Regions from separate parts of the Mus musculus genome. Here regions 1 and 2 are each linked to region 3. Evidence: chromatin loops called from intact Hi-C (ENCODE). Cell type or tissue: gastrocnemius. All regions are shown on one strand.

What was found. Hi-C counts contacts between places; a loop is a spot of excess contacts. Peaks named below come from ENCODE experiments on the same cell type or tissue, not always from the same donor. Only the 100,000 strongest peaks of a DNase experiment are listed, where the experiment ranks them.
Region 1: it touches region 3 in a loop (2.4-fold over the local background); 8 of 42 quality-filtered maps call a loop at or near these places.
Region 2: a loop joins it to region 3, with 4 times the contacts of the local background. A loop is called at or near these places in 14 of 42 quality-filtered maps.

Annotation. Positions count from the first base shown.
Region 1 is chr10:88,161,416-88,169,415 of GRCm38, forward strand. All of the region lies in intron 5 of Nup37 (nucleoporin 37), which reads left to right. It also overlaps the pseudogene Gm26357. Among named protein-coding and RNA genes, the nearest start is that of Nup37, 18 kb to the left of the region's middle. In gastrocnemius, a CTCF peak has its summit at 4,933 (motif pointing right); a DNase peak (open chromatin) is centred at 4,963.
Region 2 is chr10:87,548,646-87,556,645 of GRCm38, forward strand. Pah (phenylalanine hydroxylase) reads left to right here. Exons shown (of 13, transcript NM_008777.3): 4 at 5,701-5,789. Among named protein-coding and RNA genes, the nearest start is that of Pah, 31 kb to the left of the region's middle. In gastrocnemius, a CTCF peak has its summit at 4,210 (motif pointing right); a DNase peak (open chromatin) is centred at 4,218; H3K4me3 peaks cover 278 bases.
Region 3 is chr10:88,299,801-88,307,800 of GRCm38, forward strand. It overlaps a transcript of Washc3 not described here. Among named protein-coding and RNA genes, the nearest start is that of Gm51779, 33 kb to the right of the region's middle. In gastrocnemius, CTCF peaks have their summits at 4,732 and 6,663 (motif pointing left); a DNase peak (open chromatin) is centred at 4,706; H3K4me3 peaks cover 515 bases; H3K27ac peaks cover 1,852 bases.

The sequences.
Region 1 (8,000 bases), 140 kb before region 3:
TAAAGCCTGTCAGGTTCTCAGTGCAGCCTATGGTCCCTCTGGTTTAACGGTACTGTGAACATAAAGTCACTGAATGCACCTTGAATTCTTTCTGTTTTTACTGTTCTTTTAAAACCATACTTAGTAATGTACATACATCTATACAGCTTCTAGCTATTTAGTGCCTCACATTGACAGTAAATCCATAGCTATTCCTTGCATCTTTTTCTCTTTATACAATTTACTCTTCTGGTTATTTGCTTCGTTTTTCCAGACAGGGTTTCTCAGTGTAGCCTTGGCTGTCCTGGAACTCACTCTTCAGACCAGGATGTCCTGGAACTCAGAGATCTGCCTGCCTCTGCCTCCTGAATGCTGGGATTAAAGTTGTGCACCACCATGCCCAGCTTATAATTAAAGATATAGTGACAGTTATAGGCTATTATGTCTGTGTATTACCTGCTAAATTTTTCTTGTGAGGGACATGAAAGGTTTGTAGGCATAAAAGCCAAGGGCCCTGAGGACTTAGTAACCCGTTTGAATAGAAGCCTAAATAATAAACTGACTATTTAAAGCAATTAAAACTATTTTTGGTGACTCAGTTCTATAAAATTATGATTTTTCTAGTAAGAAGTATTTAGAATAATGACACCTGAAAGAGGAAGAAATGTGTGTCCCTGCAAAACCCAGGAGGAAGCTGGGTCTGGCAGGCCACAGCCAAGGCACACAGCATCGCTGGCTGCTCTCAGAAGGGCTTTTTCCCTTTTTTTTTTTTTTTTTTTTTTTTTTTTTGCTTGGTTTACTTTGTTTATATTTGCTTCTTTACTTTAACTTTTTTTAATTGAAAAAAATATTTATCTTAATATACAATCTATTCTGACTGGGGTTTCCCCTTCACCCAGCTCCTCAGAGCTCCTTCCTCACCCACCTAAACTAACTCCCTTTCTTGCTCTCTCAATAGAAACAAACAGGCATTAACAATAATAGTAAAACGATAACAATCCTGAATAGGACAAGTCAGAGAAAGAAACAGAAAGGGAAAATAAGAGTTGAAAAAAAAAAAAAAAAACAAAGAAACATATATAAACAGACATACACATTAGCACACACAGGATGAATCCCATGAAAACCCAAAACTAGAAACATTAATATAGAAGCAAAAAGCCTGTTTAATAATGTAATATATGTTTATTATATAATTTATATTTGTATATATTTTATTACATATTTAATATATATTATATAATTATATATTTTAAATTTATAAATATGTAATAAATATTTTTTAATAATTAATTTGTGTGTGTATATATGTATATAATGCTTAAACAAAACATGACCAGAAGGGGGGGGAGGGGGGGTGGTGTGTGGGCCGGGAGCCGACTTCCAAAAACACCATTGAGTTGTTTTGTGCTAGCATCTGCTGCTGGGCCTGGGACCTGCCTTTGATTTGTATGCATAGTGAGAGCACTCCTTTGGATAAAGGTATTCCTTTGTGAGCAGTTACCAGCTGGAGAGAACTCTTGGGTTGGGTAAGGAGGATTGTGTTCATTTCCCCTCTTAGTTCTGAGGCTCCTACTGGCTTACAGCTATAGCTATGCACGCCTTGCGCATGCTGCTCACACAGTCGCTGTGTTCATATGGGTGTCAGTCCTGTTGTGTCTAGAAGGCTCCTTTCCTTGGTGTCTTCCTCCCTGAGCTCTGAGGGGAGAGATTTGAGGGAGACATCCCATTTAGGGTTGTGTATTCCTAGCTGTCTCACTCTGCATATTATCTAGCTGTGGGTCTCTGTATTTGTTCCCATCTGCTGCAGGAGCAAGCTTTCTGATGACTAACCAAAGCATTCATCTATGAGTATAGCAGAATGCCATTGGTCATTTTATTGCTACATTCCTTTGGCAAACAGCAGTATTTGATTTTCCGCTGGGTACATGGACTATTTTGTCTCATGTTTTAGGCTCCCTGAGCAGTGTCAGGTGCGGGTCTCGTCTTTTGAAGTGTTCCTTAAATCCAGTTAGTGATTGGCTGCTCACACAACTTTTCTTCCTCTGTTGCACATTGTATCTTGAAGACAGAGCACCATTGTAGATTGAAAGGTTTGTAGTTGGATTGGTGTTAGCCTTTCTCCTCTGATAGTACGCAGAGTTCTTTACAGTTCCAGGAAGGGGGACAACCAGCTTGACTTATCCATCGTCAGTGAGTGTTGTCATCAGCAACAAAGCCTCCCATCAGCTTTTAGAAACTTCCCAGGATCAGCCTCAGCATGGAGACGGGGAGTAAGAAGGGGTCTAAGGGTGGTGAAAAGAACAACTTGAAGTCAAATGTGGATACGAGCTGACGTCTTTGTTCTGCTTGATACAACTTTTCAAATCTGCTTCTCTCTGTCCTTTGCTTTCTCTCTGGAGACTTCTCTATATATATTCAGTTTGCTTGCTATTCTAAGAGATCTCTCTGTCCATGCTGCAGGCTTGTGAGTGTGTGTGTGTCTATGTGTTTATCTCTGTGTCTGTGTGTCTATGTATATCTGTTCTCCAAGCAGTTCTCTTTTTTTGTAAAGATTTATTTATTTTATGTATATGAGTTCACTGTAAATGTTTACAGACACACCAGAAGAGGGCATCAGATCCCATTACAGATGGTTGTGAGCCACCATGTGGTTGCTGAGAATTGAACTCAGGACCTCTGGAAGAACAACAGTCAGTGCTCTTACCCACTGAGCCATCTCTCCAGCCCAGCAGCAATTCTCTTTATCCTAAAAAATTCTCTAGATAGCTCATCTCCTGCAGAACACAGGTCCAGTATTATATTTTCCATATCAATCCAGGCATTTACTCCAGGTTTCCTTTAGATTATTTTATGAATCAGCATCCACTGACCTTTGATTCTTAGGAGACAGCAAGTGTACATTTTTTTTTTAACATTGCAAAAGAATTCAGAGATCTGTCTGCCTTTGTTAAGCACAGATCTCTTTGTATGCTAGTTGGGTAGAACCTTGACCTGAAATTACCATTTCTGCCACACTTAGGTTTAGCCTTGTTGTGTCTCAGACTGACCTTGAACTCAAGAATCTGCCTGCCTTTTTATCTTTCTGACAAGGTGGTTCATAGTGTAGCTGCCTTTGTTCCTTTAGATTCATGAAGCCCCTCATAATTCATATTGCATCCTTATATTTTGCATAGTTGAGAAATGTGTGTGTGTGTGTGTGTGTGTGTGTGTGTGTGTGTGTGTGTGTATGTGTGTATACATGTATTTAGAGCTTTTTTCCATAGCCTTAGGGGCTGTCCTGAAGGTCCTAATGTTTGTTGAGATATTAGCCACACCTTCAACTCCTGCCGCTAGTGCATCTTAGATTATCATAGAGTCATTAATGTTAACAAAGAGGTCATTTCTCAGAGAAATGTGAAAAATATGTACATTATGCAAACAAGCCTTACACCCACTGGGTTATTGGGGGGTTTCTTTGGGCCTGTTTGGCCAACAACTCAATTAGGAATAGCCCATTCCTGGCCCTGGAGGTGCCCTCAGGTGGCAGAAGATGTCTAGACAGACCTTTATCTCCTCCATTCTTGGGTACAGTGGTTCAATGCCACAATCGAGGTGGCGATGCCTTAACCACATGCGTGTTGTTTAGCCCAGAGGCCTCTTCCTCCCTGTGAAGGATGAGCTGACCTTTCTACAGTTCATTTGTTTTTCTTACATTAGACTTAAGAAGGTGTTTTGTTGTTTTGTTTTAAGGGGTATTTTTTTATGTTCTGTTTTTGTAGACTTGTTAAATTTTCCCAAAATTATGAGAATTGATAAATTTGTATCTAGTAAAAGAAATTTAAAGACCTCTCACACTTTATTACCACCATCTTGTGGAAGAAAAAGATTCTTAAAAGATAGAACAAACTTGAATCCAAGTCCTTTAAATAAACTGAACTTTACAAAACTTATGACAAAAAAATTAAAACCTAGGTATGGCATATGCCTATATTGGTCAATTGGGAGACTGGGGTTGAAACCTCCAAGAGCTACTTGAGTACCAGGCTAGCTAGCCAAGACAACGAACATACCAAGTCCTTTCTCAGCAAAGGAGAAAGAAGACCTCATTGTACCTGAATGCCCCACATTGTGGACATTGGAAGACCTCTGCAGCCATTGCTCTCAAGAGCAAAGCTATTTCTTCAGTCACATACTTAACTGGTTTTCATTGGTTTATTTTAAATATTTCTTTTAAGTTTTTTACTTATGTGTAATTATATGTCCACATATATGTGGATACCCGTGGAGGGCAGGAGAGGCTGTCAGATCCCCTGAAGCTCAGGTGACAGGTGATTGTGAGCAGCCCAACCTGAGGGCTAGAGACGAAACTCTGGTCCTGTGCATGAGCAGTAAGCGCTCTCGCTGGGGAACTGCCTCTGCAGCCTTTGTCTACGTGGTTAATGGGTTAAGCTTATGATTTTATAAATTCATCAATAAAGAAAATCCTATTCCTAGTCAGTGGCAAATCACAGATGTTCTTGAATATTAGAAACAGTGTCATTCTGTAAGAACAATTCGGATCAACAGATATTTATTAAGCATGTTACTATATACAATACTTAGTACTTTGGGGGATACAAAAGAAGTAGACTCAGTGTTCACTATAATTACAAAAGCTGTCAGAAGGAAACTCTCCCCACCCCCTCAAGCCTTAAAAATATTGGATGAAGTTTTACAATGAGGGAAAAATTTACTTCTGCAAACCAGGATACTCTTAGTTTAAGACCAATGTATATGAGACATGTAATATACCGTCCATACACTCTATAAAATATGAAATATTATAGATTGTATGTTCTGGTTAGGAATGGGAGAAGGACAGGATGCAAATTTTTTCTTAAAGAGATAAGACTCATTTTAAATTTTATATATTTTTTTAACTTTGGTATATGTGGGGTGAGGTAGTTGTGAATGTGAGTGCAGTACCTGCAGAGTCCAGAAGGTGGCATTAGATTCCTGGAACTGCAGTTCTAGGGACTTGTGAACCACCACTTGATATGGGTGCTGAGAACTGAGCTCAGGTCCTCTACAGGAGGACCTCTCTCCTCTGGGCCATCTCTAGCCCCTTTATGGTTGTTGTTTGCTTTGGGGTTTTTGGTTGGTTGGGGTTTTTTTGTTTTTTCACGTGTGACCGTGTAACTGGCTAGGAATACTAACTGATGATGTAAACTATTCACAAGTGTAGTTTTTCAAAAGAATGTTCCAAGAAAAAAGAATATCTCACTTCTGTGTATCACATGCTAGCAAGTTCTTGCCAGTCTGTCTGTTTACATACATCTGAAAGACTCTTAGGATCTGGCATTAAGATGGAGTTTCTCTCCTCCTTCTCCAGTTGGAGCCATAAGATATGTGAGATATTTTTAAATATCCCTGATGGAAGTGGTAAAGTGGAAACTGTGATCTTTCTGAAGATAGGCCAGTGCAGCATTTCTTTAAGAATAATTAGCATTAAATACCACATACCCAGCCCCTGAATAATTCCAAGCACAGAATGAAATCAGAATAATGTATTATTCACTATTATGTAATGGCCTCATGATTCAGGAAACACACCACAAACTGGATCACATTTGCATACCTTTATTAACTCAGTGAGCAAATTAATGCTAATGAAAGAGAAAACAAGCATAGATAATTCTTGGCTTTAATTCTTATTACTCTGTGATTAGAAACCCATTTCTTTCATCATTAATATTGCTAATATATTAAAGTTATTGCTACTGCTTGCTAAGTAGACTTCAGTATTTAAAAAAAGATAATACTCAGTTCCAGTGCTAACTTCAGAGTATATTTGAAAATCTGACATATATTGACATACCCTTTGCAAACTTCTTGCTTCAGATTATCATTACATTTAATTATCTCTACTTTTAAGGCTGTCAAAGTTTTCTACAATCTAAGCTATAGAAACTAACTGTAAACTACTGACAATATGTGTCTTCAAGATTTTATAAGTTTAATTCCCAGGTTTGGGCTTTCTATTAGAAAGCTCCGCCTCTGAACTTGGCCCTGAGGTGCCACTACCATCTCCTATGTCAATGCTAAGTCCTTTCAACTCACTCTCCTTTCCTAATGTGTCCTCAGTAAAGAATAGTCCACTGCTTTCTGTAATCAGCTAGCATCAGAAGGGAAGTCCTCGTTTTGCTATCACAGCAAAGTCACTGAAAACTGTATTGTCAACACCAGGGCGTTGTGAACGTGCCTTCTCTGCCTTACAGCTACAGCTCTGCACTCTCCCTTCTGTTCTCCCGTACTTAGTTAATCAGCACTCCAGTTCATGTGATCTAGTTGTGTCTTTTAGAAGTACTGTGGTTTGTATTTTGGCTTTACCCATTACAGAGTGCCAAATGGATACAGATGTGTCGCTTAATGTCATCCATTCCTTCTTTTGTCTGTTGTTTAAAAACATTTGCTAGCAGAAATGTCCTTCTGCAGCACACTTTCTAGCAGACAATGAGCTGCCAACTCAAATAGACAGTAAACAAATAAAAAGAACAGTGTATTACGCAGGAAATTCCCTCTTGAGTTCTCAAACAGTGTCGGCCACCAATTGTCAATTGAAATAACCCTTGAAAATATCTATGGTATCTCCTATGCCAACACACACTTTGTGGGATCTTTTAATTAATTAATTATATGACAATTACATTTTAATACTATATGGTAAGGAAGTTAATATTCTGCTGAAAAGCACTCAGCCTGAAATGATTTCAGCAAGACCCTATAAAATTAAAGTAAGTATAATTCATAAATTTAGATGAAGTTTTGATTCCTCCATGTTACAGCTAAATCTTCAGGATGGTATTGGTGTGGGAATTCCTTGTTTTAATTTATGGATTAAAGGTGTTGAAGTGGGAATCCCTTGTTATAATTCATGCTGGGTGAGAGCTGCTGTTGCCTTTTCTTTGACAATGGCACTGTGTTATCCCGTTCTCTGATGCCTTCAGTTCATTACAGATAGGCTTCTTTAAGACCTTAAAACCTTTCCCTCTAAAGCTAATTGCAAGCATTTACATATGTACACATGTCCATTTCATAAAACTCTTGGCTTTTTGCCCCAGTAATTGAACCTGATAGTTTTAGCCTATACTTTACAAACTGCCTGTTTCTTCCCACGCATTTGATCATGTGTACTAACAGCTCTGTTTTTGTTTGTTTGTTTGCTTGTTTGTTTTCCCTTTGAGGTGCTGGGGCTCTGACCCAAGCCCTTAGACATGGTAGATAAGTACTCTGCCACAGAGGGGGAGTTCCCTGACTACAGGGTTCTCAGTCTCTACCACGGTTTTTGGGGTTTTTTTTTTTAATATTATTAACACATTTGTTGGCAAATAAATTTGGAATTATTAATATCTGAATTTCTAGTTCTCAATGTCTTTTTTTTATAAGAAACCCTCCTATCTGACATGAACTAGACCAGTAGGTTTTTTTTTGTTTTGTTTTGTTTTTTTTAGAAAAGTAGAAAGCTATAAAACCATCTGAAACATGCTCACCACCTTATTTTAATGCCCAGTATGTATATGGAAATTCATTTGCCAAGGTTTTGATAGTAGGGCAAAGCTTCTTTTCTTAGCTTATTAATCCATTGATAACCATTAGAGCATTCGTGCTCTTACGTACACTTTCTCATATTCTCTCTGTCTCTCGCCCTCATTTTATACCACTACCATAATAAAATTACAGTATAAGCCAGGCAGTGGTGATGTATGCCTTTAATCCTAGCACTTGGGAGGTAGAGGCAGGCAGATTTCTGAGTTTGAAGCCAGCCTGGTCTATAGAGTGAGTTCCAGAACAGCCAGGGCTATACAGAGAAACCCTGTCTCAAATTAAATAAATAAATAAATAAATAAATAAATAAATAAATAAATATTGCAGTATAAACAGCATAGTTAACAAACAGTTGAGAGGAAGTTAATATCTGATTAATTTTTCTCACGTACCTAATTTAGGGTGTTTTTTTTTTAAGTTTTAGTTAATTGCCATCAACTTAATTTCATTTACAT
Region 2 (8,000 bases), 750 kb before region 3:
TGGACAGTAACTTGAGGGCTGAAAATGTAGGGACTCTACTCCCAGAAGATAAATCCCTGTTGACTGCGGTGAAAGCCTCTTTTCACAGGTCCTCTGGGCCACCTCTCACAGCATTCCACACATCTCAGAACACAAAACTCACCCAGGACCTCAGCAAAAAGTAAACACAACACGCATGTCTTATGAGGGGAAACTGAGGCACAGTATTTAGAGGGGTGTTAATACCCGGACTGGATGAAGAAACAGTTCTTCACTCCAAACTCTGGTTCTCCTCTTTCTTTCATTGCTGCCAGAATTATTAAATCTATTGTCATGACAAACATGGATCGACCACGATCTGTGTGCTGACCATCGGGACTAAGATGTGTCCTGTCTGCTGTAGCATTCAGTTCATCTAGCAGCAAAGAAAGATGATTTGAATCTGTTTTGTGGATCCAGAAGTCAAATTACAACTGTGTATATAATTATATTACAAAGGAAATGGCATGTTTATTAGCTTTTCTAGAAGTTTTACTCTGCTTTTTGTGTGACGAAGAACCCAACTCCCTCTCCCTTTCCCTCCCCCTCCCCTCTCTTTCCTTCTCCCCTTCTCCTTCCCTTCCCCACTCTCTCCTTCTGTGAGTGTGTGTGTGTGTGTGTGTGTGTGTGTACATATGTGACAATATATGCAATCAGGCCCATATAAAGGTGTTACAGACAACAGTGGACCCCATATATTGCTTAGTGATAGTGACGGATGAGCTTGCATGAATATTGTCTGAATCTCTCTCTCTCTCTCTCTCTCTCTCTCTCTCTCTCTCTCTCTCTCTCTCTCCTCTCTCTCTCTCTCTCTCTCTCTCTCTGTGTGTTTACAATTGACCAAGTTATGAACCATAACTTTTCATCAAAAGCATATATATTGACTCATTTAATTGTTCGTATGAAGGTATGCTCTGTGGCTGTTCTCCCATGAACATTTTACAGAAGAAATACTGAGTCCCAAGAGGCATCACTACTCCTCTGGTCCCTTCAATGAAAAGAGCAGAGCACAGTCTGGCCTCACTGTGGGGCTCTTTGCCATTGCTAGACCGACTGTACTCAGAAGACACAGGAAAACAGTGAAGCAGGCACAAACTTCCACTCTTCCAGATCCCTCTGGGCTCCAGCAGAGTAGGACTGAGTCTCTAGCATCTCAAGGAACAGGAGGCATAGATATCTTTACATAGCATCCTATGACTCACAGAATAGGGAAGAGATGACCAGTGTTGGTGAGGGAGTGGAAAAAGAGAATCCTTGTACACGATTGAGTGGACAGTGCACTGGTTTGGTTTAATGGGACCCAGTATGTCATTGCCCCTCATATTAAATTAGAACAGCATGTGACCCAGCTATACCACCTAAAGTTATACATTCAAAGAACATGAAATCAGTATCTTAAAAGCACACCAGAACTTCCTTGTTTACTGTGGAGAAATCTCCATAGGTATATGAGTAGATACAGAAAATGGTGTGTGTGTGTGTGTGTGTGTGTGTGTGTGTGTGTGTGTGTAAATGGAATATCATCCAGCCATGGTAGGTGACTTTCTATTTGCTGCAATATGAATGGGGGCCTTTGCGAAGGAAAATCAGCTCATCGTAGGAAAACAAATACTTCGGGGCCTTTCTTATACAAGGAGTCCAGAAAGTCAAATTCACAGGGGCAGAGAATGGCTCTTTCCAGGTGCTGGGGGCAGAGAAATCAGGAGATATTGGTCAAATGGTACAAAGTTTAAGTTGTATGATAAATAAGCTCTGGAGATCTAACATGAAAAAAAAATAATACAGTGTATACTTGAAGTTGATGAGAGACATTTTGTATCCTACACACACACACACACACACACACACACACACACACACGCACACGCACACGCACATGGACCCACACATATATCTGTATATATGCATGTTCACAGATGTAGACATGCATACATGTACATACATGTACATACATCTGCATGTGCACACACACAGTGGTAACCATATGAAGCAATGGATGAATTCATTAACCTGACTGTGGTAATCATTTCACAATGCAGATGTATATAGAATGATTATTGTTAAATACATACATATACGTGTTTTGTTTCTTAACTATACCTCAACTAAGCTGGAGAATTTTAAAAAGAAATTAATGCAATAGCATACCCATGACTTCCATCTTCTGGCTCCATTTTCTTCTTTGGAAGCTTCTGGTGATGTGTATTTGTGGTTTCGCTATTGCTTGTTTTGTGCTGCCCTCATAGAATGTAATCACCTCAGAGTAGCCCAGTGTTGCCCCCTCTCATGCCCAGGGTATGGACTGCATGGGTGCTGAATGCATGCTGGGATGCTGGGGAGCCTGAGTGTCTGGGGAGGGCACTGTGACAGACAAAAAAGTTTAGCTTGGGCTCCTGCTGACACTGGTGCTGCCTGACCTGCAAGCGACTCTCAGGCAATTAGTAAGCAATCAGCAACAAAGGATAATGGGAACTGAGAGGATGGGGCTGTTAATTGTGCTCAGTGTAGGGGAGAAGGGCAGGTCTCATTGTCCAGACCAGGACCATTCAGAGAGGCCCTTTGGTTGTAACACCTGGAGAGACAGGTGAGGTCTCATGGGAGACCTGGCCTTTTCTTGGCACTTCTGATATTACAAGAAAACAGACACCAGTGTCAATGCAAGAGTTTCAATACACCAGGAAAATGCTGGGCTCGAGGAGAAAGGGCTGCTTCGGGCAAAGCTTAGGGGACAGGGCTGGAAAGCAGTTCTCATCGCTGTGGGGGGGGGGGGTCCCTGTAAAGAGAAATGATTCTTGTGGGGCAGGAAGGAAATCTAGTTCAATATGACCTAGTTAGCTGGTGTTGGTTCAAACTTCTAGATCTGATTCCGGTCCGTTTATATTTTTAGGCATTTAAGAACAGTAGTAGTATTTTTGGAAAAGATTTTCTGGTAACATTGATCTCAATGCCATCCATGTGTGCAGTAGAGCTTAAGGTAGTTTAAGGGCCTGGGGGGAGAATCAGGTGTGGCTTCTGACATGTCCCCAAGGGATGGTTTCAATTCAGTGAGAGACAATGCTTAAGCTAAAGGTCTAGAGAGGAAGGGTCTGGGACAAACTATAGTCTGGTGGACTCAGGCGTGCCTGGCCCTACAGATAGCACAAATCACTAGGCTGTTAATTGCATTCACTCCCAGCTCTCTGGGTGGAAAGCAGGTATACACATCCCTTTCATTGACAAGGTACGTCTCCATGTGTAGCATTCTTGGTTTCCCTAGGGCACGAGAACCTTGTGCCCCCTATACATGGTGGGTAGGAGGAATGCATTTTTGAATAGAGACTCCAAAGTTCCAGTAGTCAGGAGTAAGAAGTTTTCTTTCTAGACTTTTCTCCCTTCTCTCTACAGTTCTACTCTAAAGTAGGGAAAAAAAATGTGACCTTCCTCATGGTGCCTTGGTGAGAGTGGGAGGAGGCAGCTTCCTTGAGGACCACATCCGTCATGTAAGCGCCTATGCTAAGAGAGCATCTGTTGTCACCACTCAAAGGGATGCAGACAAGTGACCTGCGCTTTAAAGTCATGAAAACCCCAGTGTGAGAAACTAAAGAGCCAGTCAGGCTTGAGAGCCAGTGCTGTCGATCAGGTGGCCCTCTTGCTGCCCCCATGTGACAGATGGATTGAGATCAAGACCCAGGGGCCAGCATGGAGGCAGCTGGATGTGAATCCTGGCTCCATCATTCACTAGCAGTGCATGCACATGTGCTTATGTGTGCATGTGCGTTCAGGCAGGCATGTGTCCATGTGCCTTGCAATTATGTATGTATATTGTCTGTGACCTACGGAACTCTGGAATTGAGTTATCCCTGACATAAGCCAGAAATAAGGGGCTGGTTTCGGGGATAAGTTCCTCAGCCAAAGGAGAGACACACTTAAAAAACCTGTTGATAACTAGGGTGCTTTGCAGTCACAAAGCGTTTGAGCACTCCTGTCTGTGCCTTTGTTATACTGATATCCAAACAGTTCACCATATAAAGAATATTTAGAGCGGCACCTGCATTTTTCTGCATTGCTGATGTGGGAATTGTAGAGCTTGGGCAGCTTGGATCCACAAAAACCAGGCTCTGACTTCATTTGATGAGCACAGTTGGGGAAGTTTTAGGGAAATCCTTGCTGAGACGCCTGCTTAGAGCTCCAGGGAGCATTTCCTCGACTTGGCCACTAGATGGCAGTAGTGCTCTTTCTCATCCCACTTGAGCCAGTAGATGGCGGAACCTTACCTTGGGCTGTACCCATTACTTCCTTCTGTCCTTCCTCACAGCAACCTCGGGATTAAAGGACAAACTCCATCTCAAATGTAACCCCAGTACCTAGCACATGGTAATGCTTCAGAAAACATCAGCTGCCCTTCCTTTTGTTACCGTTTCCATTTTCGCAGAGAAGGGAGTGGACACAGAGTCACCGATCTTCTGGCGCTAGGCTGGGGCTGCTTGCAAATTCAACATTGGGCCCTCCGGCCTCCTTTCAGGGTTAATAGCCACTGCCTTGGCTCACTAAAAAGAACCCTGCCATGTCTATCTGCTCCTAAGATTCTAGCCCTGTCTTAGTCCCCGTTTGATCTTAAGCCAATTATTTTGACTCTCAGATTTTTAAATCCTTGCTTTTTCATCTGTATAATAGAGGCTGTAATATCTTCCTTACCTAAGGAAGGACTGCAGAAACAGAAACTAGGTCAGAGTAGAGACTGTGAATGGTGGTTGCTATTGTTAAAACCTTGTATGTTAATATAACCAGAGACCTACCATTTTTTTTGATCTTCCCTTCAACCTTTCCACAGCCACTCAGCCCTCATGGCTCTTTCCCTCAAAGGACCTAGAGTTCACACTTTCCTGGTCTCTGTTCATACACAGAGGCACTTGGACCCAGTACATCTCTTATAAGGCTCGAGGATTTGGATAGTGTCATCTTCTCTTTGCTGTGATCGCTCTCTAGGAAGGACACCATCATTGCAGACACAAAACTCACGTACCTTGCCCTTCCCCATGGTGTTACTTTGGAAAGCAAGCTCCAAGTGACCTGACTCTGTCAAATTGACTTTGAGATCAAAAGGTTTTTATAGGGGATGCCCAAGGTACTGAGGAGGGAGTCACGAGCTACAGAGTTGGTGTCTGAAGACTCATCTTTCTCTTCTTAACTTCTGTCTAATTTATATTTGGGGCTATGTATCATTTGTTTTGCTGCTAAAGAAAATCTTTGTTGACGCTACTATAAAGGGTGGGCAGGGGATGAATTTGAGACAGTTCGTGAAAACTTTCAGGCGTGAGATGGAGCTGGGTGTGGGCTCTGCTTCAGTCAGAGTTCCAAAGGTCTAATATTCCAGGGTGCAGAATTTGCCTTTGTCCTGTGCTCAGTGGACAGGGAAAGAGTCCTTTAGTTGCAGTAAAGGACTGGGTAGAAGACCCTCCTCGTTCCTTAATCTCTGAGACAGAGGGTCCCAAAGAACAGCCTAGGCCAAGGTTCAGTCTAAGTCTGGTGGCCTCTTTGGGTTGTGTTTTAAAATCAGTTTCCCAAGAAACTGGAAATGGAATTTAAGAGCTATGCAGAGCCTTGTTTACTGTCACCATCAACATGACTGATCAGGGCTCAGAGAGGCTGCTAGCCATGTGTCCTACAGCCTGCACTCAGAACTTGTCCTTTTCTGTGTTACAGTGCCCTGGTTCCCAAGGACCATTCAGGAGCTGGACAGATTCGCCAATCAGATTCTCAGCTATGGAGCCGAACTGGATGCAGACCACCCAGTGAGTCCAGGACTCTGAAGAGTCTTCCACCCTTCTCTCCACCTTCTCTCCATCTTCTCTTCCTCTCCCCTCCTCCCACACCTTCAGCTTGGAGCAATGTGTTTGTTTATTCAGTTACAAGAATGCTACTGAGCTCCTGCAGAAGCCAGGACTGGGAAAGCAAAGATTAACGAGACCTCACTGTCGTCATTGCTTCGGTCATTGCTGTTAGAGTGACTGTGAACCGCTGCCCAGAAAATGCTATCCCTATACAGTCGTGTGTATTTACTTTTCTGCCTTTGTACGTTTTATGGGCATTTAAATCAAGCACAGCCAGGGGACAGGGAGAGAGGTGACATTGTACCTTCAGAGAGCCGAGAAGAAGGTTCTAGTCAGATGAGGGAAGTGGGGGCAGTGGGGGTGGTTGGGTATTTGGCTGAGAGACTCACATCTGCTTTGAAGAGTTAGGCCAGTGGTGAAGGTGGGTGGGTGGTACCTTGGGTATGACATCATCGAGAGAGCCAGCTGACACAGGGGTTGGGTCAGACTTTCAAAAGTCTTATACACCAGAGTGAGTGGTGGCGAAGTTCACTGTGCCCTGAGTCCTGTGGCAGAGGGCATGGATTTTTGCTGTTTTGTTTCGTCTTTTAATGGGTTCTCACTAGAAGAATGGATCAGGATTGGTGTGTGTGTGTGTGTGTGTGTGTGAAAGAGAGAGAGACACACACACACACACACACACACACACAGAGAGAGAGAGAGAGAGAGAGAGAGAGAGAGAGAGAGAGAGAGAGGATCTTCTTATTCCTTGTTCTTGGGGCCAATGGTCCTTGGAAGTGAACAGCTTAGGCCAAGCTCAGGGCGGTCTAGTAGCTTCTGTGGGTGGGCAGTGTGTTATTATGACCTTAGGTTCTCCGCTCTCTGCCAGGCAGTGGACTCTCTGGCCTTTAATAAGCTGTTTTTATGAACAAGGTTTTAGTGTAGCTGGTGCTAGGGTATGTCTGCGTCTATTCAGCGTCTCTTCACTACCTTGTGAGGTCCAACAGCTAACAGGAGGCTTGCTCTTCCCAGAGGCAGTTTCCCATAAGCAGGTTGACTCTGTCTGGGAGAGTCGCCCTATACTCAAGTTCCCATGTATGCACATATGCATGTCTACCTGGTGCTGTCACTTACCAGGTATTGCCAGCCACAAACCCATCTTCACTGTTTCACCGAGTGTCAGTCTCTGCCTCACATCTTTGTAAAGACTCACAATGGCTTTCCTGAACCTTAGTTGTGATGTTAGAATAAATTATCTTACAATAAGGATGGAAGTGTTTGTAGGCATCCTATGTAAGCCTGGCATACATTGTCTCACAGGCATGGTGGTGAGCACTGGTGAGACTCAGGCAGGAGGCTCCTGAATTCTAAGACAGCCTGGGCTATGTAGTAAGACTCTAAAGCCAAACCAAACCAAAGCAAAGCAAAGCAAAGCAGACCAAACCAGAGCAGACCAAAACTAGGTCAAACCAAATGAAATTGAACCAAACTGAAAACAATTTGAAAATACCAGCTCGGGGGAGACAGATTCTCTGCTTTCTTCCTGTATATGACACAGCCCATGTTATGGAGCCTAGAGGTGGCAAAGGCCACACTTCAGACATTATTTAACAAGCCTCTGTCTTTGCCTCTCAGCTGGGGGCCCTGCAAGCAAAAACAGCTCTAGAGATTTCTTCCCCCAGGAAAGCAAGTCTGACCTGACTCAACCTGCAGGGTGCACACATCAGGACTTCTCTCACCAGTCGCCAGCATCCTGCCTTGACCCTCTGTTCTTCCCATTGGCCTCAATCCTAAACATTTGGGTGGGTGGGAGAGGCCAGTCCAGAGAGAGAGGGACATGTCCTTCCCATTAGTCTTGTGTCCCCTCAGAAGCCAAAGCTGGCCTTAAAATTCCGCGGAATTCATTCCCCTCTGCCAACCCGGGCTACATCTTTGGCTTCCCACCCTCTCCATGTCATGAATTTTATCATAAAAACACAGCGTATCAGGTACACAGTCCCCCTGTAGAGGAGGCGCCAGGGTCTTTCTGTTCCCTCCATCTTTCATCAGATGCTGGGAACAGGGGCCAAGCAGAGAGCAACATCGAGGGTGTTTCCCTGAAGCTGCAGGCCCCACAGGCCTGGCCTCAAGGTGTGAACTGCAAGCAGACACCAGCCTAGCTTAGAAGGGGATGTTCTTCTTCAAGGACCCTCT
Region 3 (8,000 bases):
AGAGCAGAGAGAAAGAGAGAGACAGAGACAGAGAGAAGGATCAGTGGTGTGTGCATGTGACAGTTTTGCCAGGAAAGTTTGACAGAGACAGGTTGCAGAGAGAGCAAGCTAGGCACAGGTTAACAGAGAATGAGCCAGTGAACGAGGAGCCAGAGGATTAGAACACATTGCCAAAGTAGGATGAATCTGGGACAAGCAAGTCAGTGAGAAGCCAAGGAAACCTAGATTGGATTAGTCAGCTTGGAAGATTAGATTGTGCAGCCTAGGCCTAGGGATAGTTAGAACAGAGAAAGAAATAATGCTCTGGTCTCGGCCCAAACCATTCATTAGCACAGCTTGGGTGTGGTTCTCATCTCATGCCATCATCTGAGGAAGTAAAAGTGATGTTTATAGATTTCAAGGCATGTCCCCAACTTCCTTGGCTAGGAGATGAGCTGAAAGATAGGTGCAATATATGGGCTTAGAAAATATTCATCATTCAACTGGGTACCTGGTAAATATGAGCCACCGTGTGAGTGCTGTGAACCAAACCCAGGTCGTCTGCAAGAACAGGGAGTGCTCACACACACACACACACACACACACACACACACCCTCTTGTTATCCTCCCCCTTTCATCAAGAAAAATCCTCTCATTTCTAACTGGCCACAGGCCATGCAGAATAATGTCTGTATTGATCTTTGCTACTGTAATCAATGGGTTCATTGGGAATCAATGGGTGTTGTGTAGGGCTACATGTAGGACTAGACACTAGTAACAAACCAACATATATCTGTCCCTTTCTCTCCTGTCCCTTTTTCACCCTTACTTCTTGGGCTATAAGGATGGTGGATGAGGCTCTATAATCTACTTTCATGTATATATGGGACAGAGCAGGTACCTTGAGTGTGGTAGAACCCCTCGTCCTGAACTGTTCACCTCTATACTCTGTATAAAGAAGAAACAGCCATGCTGGGTTTGACCCTGTCTCAGATAAATGAGATCTTACAGATATAGTGCTCAGGTGTGTGGATTCTGTAGTTAGACTGTCGTAGATTCCACAACTTAGAAGCTCATGGGCTTGGTGACCTTGCCTCACTTCTCCCCTTCTGTAAAGTGGGAGTGCTAAAGACAGCACGATTACCTTCTATGATGACTAGCAATGAGCTAAAGCATAGAATCCTTAAGATATATAAAGCTCAGTATGTAGTGGGTACTCAATACATGTGGACTTTCTTAACAGCATTTATTTAATATATAAAGATATTCCCCAATGGTGCAAGATAAAAGGCTATTCTCCAAAGTCTGATACTTTTTTTAAACTGCTCCAGTAATAGCGATAGTTATAATAGTAATATCCTTTAAAAAATTGAGCTGGAGATATAACTTAGTGCCAGAGCATGTGCTCAGCATGCACAAGGGCTGTACTGGTTGGTCTTTTTGTCAACTTGACATAGGCTAGAAGCATCTGAGGAGAGGGGGGATCTCGGTTAAGAAAGTTCCTCCATCCGATTGGCCAGTGGACAAGCCTTTGGGGCACATCTTTGATGGATGACTGAAATGAATCACTGTGAGAGGTGCTACCTCTGGGCAGGTGTGTCCTAGGTTATATAAGAGTACAGGCTAGACCAGGTGGTGACTCACGAGCCCTCCTAGTACTCCGGAGGCAGAGACAGGTGGATCTCTATGAGTTTGAGACCAGCCCGCTCTACAGAGCTAGTTTCATGACATTCAGGCTATGCAGAGAAACCCTGTCTTGAAACAGACAAACAAACAAACAAAAGATGCAGGCTAAGCAAGTCCTGGGGTGTGGGGGGGAGATATGGCTTCTGCTACAGTTCCTGCCTCCAGGCCCCTTCCTGGGTTTTCTACGCCGAGTTCCCTAGTGTCAGGACACATAAGCTGAAATATACCTTTCCTACCCAAATTGGTTTTGACCAGGCCTTTACACAGCCATAGAAAGCAAACCAGGACAGGGCCATAGGTTTATTCCCTTGTTACCAGTAAATAAATGCAATTTTTTATGTAGCATTTAGTAACTTTACCTGATTAGTTAAGCATTATTATTGTTGCTGCTTTGAAGCCGAGTCCTATTATACAGTTCAGGCTGGCTGGGAACATGCTATGTAGCCCAGAACATGAACTCATAATCCTTCTGCCTCTCAAGCATTAGGCTTACAGGCACATACCACCATGCCTGGAGAGTTAGGTATTATTACTTTTATTTCATGGAGGAGAAAATTGATACTCAGGGAAGTCAAGCCAAGGATTACACAGTTGCTAGGAGACATTGTTGATATTTAAACACAGATCTTTGGCTTCCAAGTCCCCTACATTTGCCACAAGCTTTCATTTGTTCTTCCATGCAAACCACTGCACCATTGGCTGTATCTCCTTACGTCCTGTCATCCGTGTGCGCATTTGTTCTAAAGGACTAGATTTTTCTATTAGGAAAGAGACATAGAAAATGTGCAAGTCTCTACGTAAGAAATGGTGTTTTCTCATTCCTGGCAAAGCCCTGGCAGGATGAGGCCCTTCGTGTGTTTACATAAAATGTTAGTCCTAGAAAATGCTTTAGAAAGCAGACCCAGCTGAGGCTTGGCTGGAGTGTGAGAGGGGAAGAGGAGCCTTTCTCCATCTTGATTGCTGTCTGTCTAGGTCCCCAGGCTTGATTGGGACTGGTATCCAGGCTAAGCCTGAAAGGGGCTCAAACAAGCCTAGCATCTGGGGTGGGGCCCAGCTTGAAGACAGCGCATGTGTTTTGAATTGGCAATTCTTTTAACAGAAGCAATTTGGAACCCAGTCAGGGAAGCTGCTGCTGGGACTGTTACAGCCATTTTCCGTGTCCCCTGAGGGCAGTGCCTCTGAAGGGACTGCAGTTAGATCCTAGGGAGAACTTGACATTCACAAGTGACTTTGAGAACTTTGCTATTAGTGAAGGCTCTGAAGAAAGACGAGGGCATCGCGCACAAGTGTGTGCTGTGTTACCTGCGGTTGGAACCAGAAAGTGAAAATAGGACCCCTTGATATAATAATAGTTCCCAGCAATGACTCCATCATTTGACAACCTAGTCCAAATCTGAGCTTACGGGTTCAGTAACTGGGGCCAAGTTTCTACTCCACTGTGGTTCTCGGTTTCCTCACCCAGAGCGGAGCGACTGAGGTTGAAGTAAAATATACCCCACTTTATGGAAGGTGTTCGGCGGATACTCATTTCATCTTTTTCTTATGAAGCTTTTCCTAGTCTGTGACTCTATGATTCAGCACTTCCTGGAATTCTAAGGCACCAGTAACTTTCCAAGAGTGTAAACTGTCTCCTCTGTCACGTCCAAGTTCTTCCCAGCATCCCTGCGAGAGGAGCGGGGTAGTGACTGGTCAGAGATCCTCAACTGAGCTCGGTGTTCCGCGTCGGCTTCCTCTTCTGCTCCCATTCGGACAAAGATGAAATTGTCCAAACAAGTTGTTTCACAGGGTAGTGGAGCCCTGGTGGGTGTGATGTGATGCTTCACACCCCTCGCTGCTGGTGAAGATTAACATCTGGAATCTCTGGAACACCCAGGACTAGGTCGATTGTAGTACTGGGAGGTTGCACCCTGTTTAAGAACAGGAGTCAGAACCTCGAGCACTGGAAGGGCTGGTACTGAGCAGCCTCACTTGAGAGCCTTGGTCACTTTCTATATACAAAGAAATGATGCTGTTAACTGAATGTTGAAAATCCTCTAAACTCAAAAGTTCTCTGAACCAGCCATGTACAGACTATCTCTGTGGGAACATAGCCTCTGCCTCTGCCTGTGGGCTACCGTCCAATTCCCATTTATACTTTCTTCTGAGGGCAAGCTTTTAAAAGGCTTTTGTGAAGGAGTCTTCCTAAATGGAACCCTTACATTCAGGGAGTATTGGTTGGGAAGACAGGACATACACAGAAAGAAACCAATAGCCTGCTAAGTATTTCCGAAGGACTTGAATGTTAACTCAGTGGTAGAGACTTTGCCTGTATACACAAGACCCTGAGTTAAGTCCCTAGCACCCAAAAGGGGGAAAGTCACTCCATGAGTTAATTGTGTTTAAGTTGGGCTGCCTTCATTAATATGTGCCACATGACAAAGATGATAAAAAGATATGTATGTCCATTTTGCACCAAAGCCCCTTATAGCCTGCCAGATCATTAAAAGCAGCAAAGTTATAGAACATTAAGGGTTTTTTTTAATTTAAACAAATGTATATTCTAAAGACATCTGTCTCTCCCCTGTATGGATAGCAATATGTAGCCCAGGCTAGACTTGAATTCCCCATCTTCCTGCCTTAGCCTTCTGACTGCCAGGTTTAGAGTCGTGCATACCACACCCTGCGCCCTCCTTTTTAATTTATAATAAAAGAATTTATAAAGAAAAAAATAAGGCCTTCCATGGTCAACCACAGCTGGCTCAAAGTGAGCACAAGCCACTGATATGTAGATGAAAAGTCTTGCTTTATGGGATTCCACCCCCCACCTGATCTCTGAGGATAAGGGCAAAAGATTTCTTTTCTGAATTCTGTCCCTTTCTTCCACCACCACCACCACCACCACCACCCATCCAGAAGAAACAGAAATCCAAAAGGGATAGGAGCAAGTTCTCAGTAGCTTTCCATTCAGTTGAGAAAGGATCTGCTCAAGTGCCCCTGGTTGCCACAGCTCCAGCCTGGCCCTTCCTTGCCAAGTCTGGAGTGTGGCAGTCATTATGACAGTCCACTAGCGCCCCCTGTGGTCCATTTCAGGAAACTAGCCATGACCTGTAAATTTGCCGAACCTTTAAACCTTTCTAACAAATCTCAGGATTTCATAATCATAGTTGCAGCTTTGATCCCTGAGGAACAACTGGAAGCCACGTCCCGTGGTTATCTCCTGAGCATACAGGATACTGGAAAGTGCCTCTTCAAAAGCACCCAGCCACATAAAAAAGACAAAGTGTGGAATTAGTTATGAGCATTATTATGTAAGGCAAAGGGGTTGGGAAATGCTGGGTTAAGTAGGATTCAATAAATATTAAATATGAAGGTTCTTTTCTGCTCTTCTTCAGAGCGTCTGACGTGTAGTTTATATCTCTCAAGGGGAAATGATATTTCTCCCATTGCCAGAAGGAAGTGTAAAGAAATTGTCACTCCGGTTTGTAAATGAAGTCCCAGGAAGGTGACAGAGTTCCCTTGGAGGTGGGGGTCATCACTAACACACACACACACACACACACACACACACACACACAGAGGGGGTGAGGAAAAAAGAGGGAGAAGGAGAGGAAGGAGAGGAGGGAGAGAGGGAGAAGAGTGTTCATGCTGCTATAGAACATGGTTGTTTGTAGAACAGAAAATGGCGTTACTTTCAACCAGCTGTGTTGGGGAATCAAGTAGACCCTTTTCATGTTCAGTTTGGTCCACCTCTTCAGGGAGAATTGTTCCCAGTTCTCTGTTCTGAAAACCAAAAAACCTCTTTTGTTGTATGCAATTCTCTGTTCAATAAATACTTATTAAACATCAACTGGATACACAAGCAAAATAACACATGGTCCAAGAAGAGCAAAGATTGGATGGATGAGATCTCTGCTCTGTGCTGGCTGTGTTCGTGGACAAGCTGTTTATCCCCCTTAAGAGGCCAATGGGACTGATGATAGCAGCTCCTTTGATAAAATATGTTGAGGATTTAATCCCACAGTGCTCAAACTGTGGGTCTCAACCCTCTCTTTTTTTATTAGATATTTTCTTCATTTACATTTCAAATGCTATCCTGAAAGTCCCCTGTACCCTCCCCCAGCCCTGTTACCCTACCCACCCACTATTGCTTCCTGGTCCTGGCGTTCCCCTGTACTGGGGCATATGATCTTCGAAAGACCAAGGGCCTCTCCTCCCATTGATGGCCGACTAGGCCATCCTCTGCTACATATGCAACTAGAGACACAGTTCTGGTGGGTACTGGTTACTTCATATTGTTGACCCAAAGATTTATTTATTGTATATGTATGAGTACACTGTAGTTGTCTTCAGACATATCAAATCCCATTACACAGGGTTGTGAGCCACCATGTGGTTGTTGGGAATTGAACTCAGGACCTCTGGGAGAGTAGTTGGGGCTCTTAACCACTGACCCATCTCTCCAGTCCTCAACCCTTTCATCTCAGCTATCCTGCATATCACATATTTGCATTATGCTTCGTAACAGTAGCAAAATTACAGTTACAAAGTAGCAATGAGGATAATTTTATGGTTGAGGGTCACCACAGCATGAGGAACTGTATTAAAGGATCACAGCATTGGGAAGGTGAGAGCCCCTACTTTAATAAGGTAATACCCACAGAATGGCTAGCACAAGGCTAGCATATAAAGGAAACTCAGTAACTATTTATTTACTTCAGTTATTGTTGTTGTTGTTGTTGTTGAGATAATTCAGGCATGGCGCCTGCCCTCAAGGACTTGATAGTCCCTTGAGAGACAGATGACAAGGACATTTGACATAGCAATATGAAGGAATGGGTCAGAGAGAGCAATGCCACTTGCCCACACCAGCCTGCTCTTAGTGACTAGCTCAAGTGCCATTTAAATTTCATTCTTGTGGCTGCAGAGATGGCTCAGTGATTAGGAGCACTGGCTGCTCAATTCCCAGCAACCACATGGTGGCTCACAACCACCTGTAATAGGATCTGATGCCCTCTACTGGCACATACATGTACATGCAGATAGAGTGCTTATATACATAAAATAAATTAATCGAATAAATATTAAAAAGTAAACTGCATTCTTTTCTCAATTTTTATCGGCATATACTAGTAGCACATAATGGGTTTCATCGTACATCTCATAGTGCACATGACATAATCCACTCATATTCTTCTCCCATCACCTTCCTTCACCCCACTTCTGTTCCACTTATACCCTTTTCATCTTCTCCATTATCTTTCACTTTCTTTCTGCTTTCTCTTCCTTCTTCCTTCATGCATTGGCTAGTTTTATGTCAAGTTGATATAAGCTGGAGTCGTCTAAGAGGAGGGAACCTCAACCGAACATTTACCTCTATAATACTGGACTCTAGGCAAGGCTGTAGAGCATGTTCTTAATTAGAGATTATGGGGGAGGGCCCTGCCCATAGTGGGAGGAGCCATCCTTGGGCTGGTGGTCCTGGGTCTATAAGAAAGCAGGCTGAGCAAGCCATGGGAAGCAAGCCAGTAAGCAGCACTCTCCATGGCCTCTGCATCAGCTCCTGCCTCCAGGTTGCTGCACTGCTGGAGTTCCTGTCCTGACTTCCTCCAAGGATGAACAAATGATGCGAAGTGTAAGGCAACTAAACCCTTTCCTTCCCAACTTGCTTTTCAGCCATAGTGTTTCACTGCAGCAGCAATAAATACCTTAGTAAAACACTTTCTTTCCATCTTTCCCTCCTTTCTTTCTTTTATCCGACAAGGTCCCCTGTGTAGCCCATGCTGGCCTTGAACTCTTGAACTTCCTGCTTCAGCCTCTCAGATGCTACACACACCATGGTGCGTAGCATGGTTTAAATCCTTATACCTATAATTCCAGCACTTGGGAGGCCAACACAAAATGGTCACCAATTCAAGGCCACCCTAAATTGCAAATCAAGGCCTTGCCTAAAAACAAACAAACAAACGCATGCAGTGGTGCGTTCTTCAATCCCTGCATTCAAGACACAGAAGCCACCAGATCTCTGCCAGTTCCAGACTAGCAAGCCACAGCTACTTAGAGACACCCTGTACCAAAAACAAAGCAAAACACCCCATCCCCAACCCTCAGGGATGCAGCTCGGTGGTAGAGAATTTATGTGGAATACATACAGCTTTAGGTTCAATCCCCAGCAAAACAGAGAGTCAGCAAAAGGACAAAGCTTTGACAGCAGTAAAGAGAAAGAATGGCAAATATGTAAATAAATACACGCCAGTGACATTTGTCACGGGAGAGTGGGGTAGAGGTATGTGGTTATGTGGTATGTGTTTGTCGTTCTTAGAACAGTGATTAAATGATTAGATCAATAGATTCTGAA